Regions from separate parts of the Homo sapiens genome. Here region 1 is linked to region 2. A link is a loop called in an ENCODE intact Hi-C map of the cell type or tissue named here. Cell type or tissue: dorsolateral prefrontal cortex. All regions are shown on one strand. Links, peaks and the distances in the headings refer to the core of each region. The heading gives the core; the rest is flanking DNA. Region 1 overlaps ZBTB17 (zinc finger and BTB domain containing 17). Region 2 overlaps SPEN (spen family transcriptional repressor).

What was found. Hi-C counts contacts between places; a loop is a spot of excess contacts. Peaks named below come from ENCODE experiments on the same cell type or tissue, not always from the same donor. Only the 100,000 strongest peaks of a DNase experiment are listed, where the experiment ranks them.
Region 1: it touches region 2 in a loop (3-fold over the local background); 5 of 110 quality-filtered maps call a loop at or near these places.

The regions. Positions count from the first base shown.
Region 1 is chr1:15,964,238-15,967,151 of GRCh38, forward strand. All of the region lies in intron 2 of ZBTB17 (zinc finger and BTB domain containing 17), which reads right to left. LOC124903855 (a long non-coding RNA gene) reads left to right here. Exons shown (of 3, transcript XR_007065486.1): 3 at 1-2,914. Among named protein-coding and RNA genes, the nearest start is that of ZBTB17, 10 kb to the right of the region's middle. RefSeq lists enhancers at 1,244-1,413, 1,696-1,885. In dorsolateral prefrontal cortex, for the core only: no CTCF peak of the experiment used is centred there; DNase peaks (open chromatin) are centred at 1,364, 2,114 and 2,269; H3K4me3 peaks cover 1,488 bases; H3K27ac peaks cover 2,500 bases.
Region 2 is chr1:15,884,958-15,887,871 of GRCh38, forward strand. All of the region lies in intron 3 of SPEN (spen family transcriptional repressor), which reads left to right. Among named protein-coding and RNA genes, the nearest start is that of SPEN-AS1, 38 kb to the left of the region's middle. In dorsolateral prefrontal cortex, for the core only: CTCF peaks have their summits at 1,625 and 1,829; a DNase peak (open chromatin) is centred at 1,514; H3K4me3 peaks cover 2,253 bases; H3K27ac peaks cover 2,500 bases.

The DNA.
Region 1 (2,914 bases), core at 142-2,641, 79 kb after region 2:
ATAAAGACACTGACTAAATTTAGACTTTGATAAGTTATGTAAATTGAAAGCTATACCACATTTATGGATCAGATGACTCAACATCATAAAAATGTCAGCTCTACCCAAATTTATATATTATAAACTCAATGCAAATTCTAATAAAACATACCAACAATTTTTATGGCATTTGACAAATGTAATCTAACATGACAATGGGGCCAGGCAAGATGGCTCACGCCTGTAATCCCAACACGTTGGGAGGCTGAGGTGGGAGGATTGCTTGAGCCCAGGAATTCAAGACTAGCTTGGGCTACATGGTGAAACCCTGTCTCTACAAAAAAGACAAAAATAGCTGAGCGTGGTGGCGTGTGCCTCTAGTCTCAGCTACTTGGGAGGCTGAGGCGGAAGGATAGCTTAAGCCTGGGAGGTCAAGGCTGTAGTGAGCCAAGATCACACCACTGCACTACAGCCTGGGTGACAGAGCGAGACCCTGTCTCAGAAAAAAATAAAATGAAAATGGAAGAGCAATGGGCCAAGGATTTACTAGACACCAGTTCACCAGTTTTCTAAAATGATGTATTTTACAAGTCAGTGTGGTATTTAAACAGAGAACAGGCCGGGCACGGTGGCTCACGCCTATAATCCCAGCACTTTGGGAGGCCGAGATGGGTGGATCATGAGGTCAGGAGTTCAAGACCAGCCTGGCCAAGATGCTGAAACCCCGTCTACTAAAAATAAAAAAAAATTAGCCAGGCGTGGTGGCACGCATCTGTAATCCCAGCTACTCAGGAGGCTGAGGCAGGAGAATCGCTTGAACCTGGGAGGCGGAGTTTGCAGTGAGCTGAGATCGCGCCACTGCACTCCAGCCGGGGCAACAGAGTGAGACTCCGTATCAAAAAAAAAAAAAAAAGAATTTCTGCTCATCAAAAACAAAAAACAATATCCTACAGTGAAAAGACAAGCCACAAACTGGAAGTAGGTAGTTATAACACATATAACTGACAAAGAATTAGTATCCAAAATAAGAAATAAAAAACAAAAAACTAACAAAATGTCTACAAACCACCCAATAGAAAAATGAGCAAGACAATCTGTTGTTTCCGAGAAGATGAAATCTGAATGATCAGTAAGCAACGAAAAGATGCCCAACTCAGAACCAGGAAAATGCAAATCAAAACCACATGAGATGTCATTGTACGCCCACCAGATTAGTAAAAATGTTGAAGTCTGAAAATACCATTGTTGAGAGGATATGAGGCAAACGGAATTGTTGAAGGGTAAACTGGGGAAACAGTTTTGGCAACAACTTGGCATTATTTGTTAAGTTGAAGACGCACATACCCTGTGACTCCACTCCCAGCTGCAGTCCCTGGAGAGGCTGTGCATACATGTCCCGGGAATGTGAACAGTGGCACTGTTTGTCTCAGCAAAATACTGGAAACAACCCAAATGTCCACCAGTAATAGAAAGGATAAATAAATTCTCATACAATGGAACATTATTCATCTGTGAAAATGAAATACCACTCTATGCAACGTGGATTAATGTCAAGGCACTGAAGAAAACAATATGATTATATTAAGTTCAAAAACCTGCAGAATTAAACGGTACATTGTTTAGCAATACAAACACATGGTAAAACTATAAAGAAAAGCAAGAGTGATAAAAGCAAAACTCAGGGATGACTTGGGCCGGGTGAGATCAGGGAGGGGACACAGGGGACTCCAAAGGTAACAGTAAGTTCTTTTTGGAAACTGGGTAATGGGTACATGGAAGATGTTTCTTGTATCCTTATTCTTTACACTGAACACATTCTTTTGTATGGAGTCAACATTTAACAAAAACGATTTACAAAATTAAACAAGTTCTTTCTTACTTTAAATCATTTGCCAAGCATTAATTTGGGCTGCTGACTGAGTCACAGTAACGGGGGAAAATCCCTGAGGGGCCCACATGGCCCCGAGACTACAGAAATGAGAAGTGCTTTGCTCTCTGAGCTCTGGTGATACAGCTTCCCATGGGGCAGGCTGGCGAAATTCGAGTGGAGCCTGCCACTCGGGACAGGAAAGTGACTGCTTAGGTTAATAAGTTCCAGTATAGGAAGTGGTGCGGCTGGGGTGGGGAGAACAGATTCTACTGCCAGACCTTTCAAGACCAGAAGCTGAGTAGATTTTTGATGTTACAATGAACCCACTAAGCCTGCTTTCTGGCCCGCTCTCCACTCGCAGCGGGAATTCCCACCTCTGAGCCTCTGTCCACACTGCTGTTTAGATATGAGTGAACAACTCTCAGTTCTAACCATGCCCTTTGCTTCCTTCCTTTGAAGCCCAGCCCTACGAACCATCTCTCTTCAATTCATAACAAGCACGTTTGAATCCAAGAGCCTAAGCCCCAGTTTTCTACACGTATCTGTGCTGACTGCATTACTGAGGTCAACCTTAATCACCCTGGGACTGTCAAACTATTGATGTCCATAAGGATTCTCTGTGCTGGCATTCCACACACACGCAGCAAGGTTCAATGAGCCACAGTACTTACTCTCTGACCTCTATTATTTCAACCATTTAAAAATTGTGGCCACGGGAGGCTGAGGTGGGAGGATCGCTTGAGCCCTGGAGGTCGAGGCTGCAGTGAGCTATAATCCCAGCACTGCACTCCAACCTGGGCGAAAGAGCGAGACCCTGTCTCAAAAATTAAATTAATTAATTAATTAATTAAAAAACAAAAAAAAAAGCCGTGGCCAGCAAAAGAAGTAGATTATGATCTCCAGGACAATATGTTTTGTACATAAAATGTATTTGGAGTTTTTTGTTTTCATTAAAGTTGAGGTCCCTCCCTACTGTGATGTCAAACCCAACAATGGGTCACCCCACAGGACACCACCCCTGCTCGCACCTGTAATCCCAGTCCTTTGGGATGGCGCAGGTAGGTG
Region 2 (2,914 bases), core at 118-2,617:
TGGCCTCAAGTGATCCACCTGCCTCCGCCTCCCAAAGTGCTGGGATTTCAGGCATGAGCCACTGAGCCTGGCCTAAAAGTCAGTGTTTTAAAGTATTAAACAAATTAATAATTAGTGATCATTTTTCGGTGATGATCATAGAAACAAATTTGTCTGATTTATTATCCAAAGTTACCTATAATAATGAATAGGCAAATAATTTCTGGATTCAGTGGTAGATATAATTTTGTTTTGTAGCTTTGTGATTCTTTATTTTTTTTTTGAGATGGAGTCTCGCTCTGTTGCCCAGGCATGAGCCACCACGCCCAGCCCATTCTTTGATTTTAATTAGTTTGTTCTGCTTCGTTATTACTTTTTTAGATCGTCTAGAGGTTTCAAAAGGGAGAATTTCTTGCTGAAAATTAGTGTTATGATTAAAACATATTCATTGCTTTGGACCTTTCCAACTGTTACATGAAGTTTCTTTTTAAGCATACAAGAGGAAGTGTACGTGGAGTTTCTATCTTGACGTTTATAATTATTCTTTGTGATGGACTCCTGTAAGAGCCAATTAATGGTTTTATTGACTGTGTATGATTAAGTATGCTCTTTCCTTAAAATATGTGTATCTAAATTCTTTAAAAAGTTACCTACTTGGAAGGGTTAGGGAAGAAAAAGAACAGCAGGCATATTAGTGTCTGTAATACTTGAGAAACATTAGGTCGTGCCTCATTTTGAGCGGCTCTCTTAAATACTTTACAAAAGAATAAGCATTTGCTTGTTCCCTGCTTAATGCTATTTTGGTACTGTTTAGCAGCATGGAATAAATGTTCAGCAGTGTGTGCTTTGGACAAGAAATACACCAAAAAAACCCTTTTTTTCCCATCAGTGGCAGACAAACTGCAGAGGTCACTGAAGAGCCCACAGTTTGGAAACACATTATTTTTTTTGGCTCCTGTATTGCTTGCATCGTTTGTTATTGTGCAATAAGCAACACACAACCTTCTGTTTTAGGGGGTCATATTAGCCAACCAAGCCTTTTTTGTGCTAAATATGGAAATGGAAGAGTACTTACTTAATTGTTCTGGTAGGCATAGCTCTCATAATGGATACCTGTAAATAGGTCTGTTTCCTTTCTGGATTTCCTTTTTTGGTCAAATACAGCATTTTAGTAAAGTTTTGTTTTTTTGTTTTTGTTTTAGATGTGTAGGTGTTGTCAGCTGCAGGGTCTTGTACAGAATAGGCATTCCATTTTGGAAACAAGTACTGGGCTGACCCATATTGCTGAAGTGGGAACCTTGCTTTTAGTTAGGATGCTCGACTGCAGAGGAATGAGAACCAGGTAGCCTTAGCTCTGGAAGCAGATGAGAAGCGCTCATCTGGGCAGCCCCTGCGTCTGAATATTGTGGGGGAAAATAGGAACTGTTGTTTGTGACTCGAACCAGCCTAAACTGGAACCATCCAGTTTGAGTTGGCTGCTTGCCACCTCCCGGAGGCTTCCTTGTTTTGCCAGAGTTTCTCCACAGCCCTCAGTCCAGGGGCGGGGCGCAGGGACCCGGCTGCTGCGTGGTGACTGGGCCAGGCGGTGGGAGGGGCAGGACGGCTGTGCCTTAGTGTTCCTGGAGAGGAGGATTTCAGATCTAGCCAGGGTGAACGCCCGACTGCAAGCTGGTACAAACTCTATTTTTAATACATCTTTCTGTTATTAACCCTTGCTTTAATGGTAACTTTTAGTCTTCTACCTTTTAGAAGCTACGGCTTCTGTAAAACTGCTTCTGCACTGCCAGTGCTTGGCCACATCACAACATGGTCAGCATTTGGTGACAAGGAGTTTATTACCAAAGTCCCCAGGAGCGTTGCTTTTAGTTAGGTTAGTCCATTTGAAATAAAGAACTGTCCCTCTCACCCCTTCTCATTCTTACCAATTAGGTTGTACTGAGGTTTTTTATTTTGGTTTCTTAGGTGGAAGGAATTAAAATAGGTTTTGGTGGCAAAGTTGTGACATGACATGATGTCTTGTGGGTTTTAATTTACTCTGGATGATTGATTGGTTGATTTTTGAGATAGGTTCTTGCTCTGTCGCCCAGGCTGGAGTGCAGTGGTAATTTGCACATTTGCAGCCTTGACTTCCTGGGCTCAAGCTATCATTGCACCTGAGCCTCCCAAGTAGCTGGGATTACAGCCACACACCACCACGCTGGGCTAATTTTTGTATTTTTTGTAGAGATGGAGTCTCACTGTGTTGTCCAGGCTGGTCTTGAACTCCTAGGCTCAAGCTATCCGCTTGCCTTTGCCTCCCAAAGTGCTGGGATTACAGGTGTGAGCTGTGCCTGGCCTGAATTTTTTTTTTTTTTTTTTTTTTGAGACGGAGTCTTGCTCTGTCACCCAGGCTGGAGTGCAGTGGCACGATCTCAGCTCACTGCAAGCTCCGCCTCCCGGGTTCACGCCATTGTCCTGCCTCAGTCTCCCGAGTAGCTTGGGACCACAAGCGCCCGCCACCACGCCCAGCTAATTTTTTGTATTTTTAGTAGAGACTGGGTTTCACCATGTTAGCCAGGATGGTCTCGATCTTCTGGTCTTGATCTCCTGACCTCATGATCTGCCTGCCTCAGCCTCCCAAAGTGCTGGGATTACAGGCGTGAGCCACTGTGCCTGGCCGAAAAAAATTTTTAATGTTGCTAAAAATCAGAAAGTCAAGCCTGGTCTGATGGTATGTTCCTGTAGCTTCTCTGGAAGTTGATGTGGGAGGCCTGGTGTTTGAGACATAGCAAGACCTCATCTCTTAAAAAAAAAAAAACAAGTCCTTCAGGTACGGTGGCTCACACCTGTAATCCCAGCAGTTTGGGAGGCTGAGGCGGGTGGATCACTTGAGGTCAGGAGTTCGAGACCAACCTGGCCAACATGGTGAAACCAGTCTCTACGAAAAAAATACAAA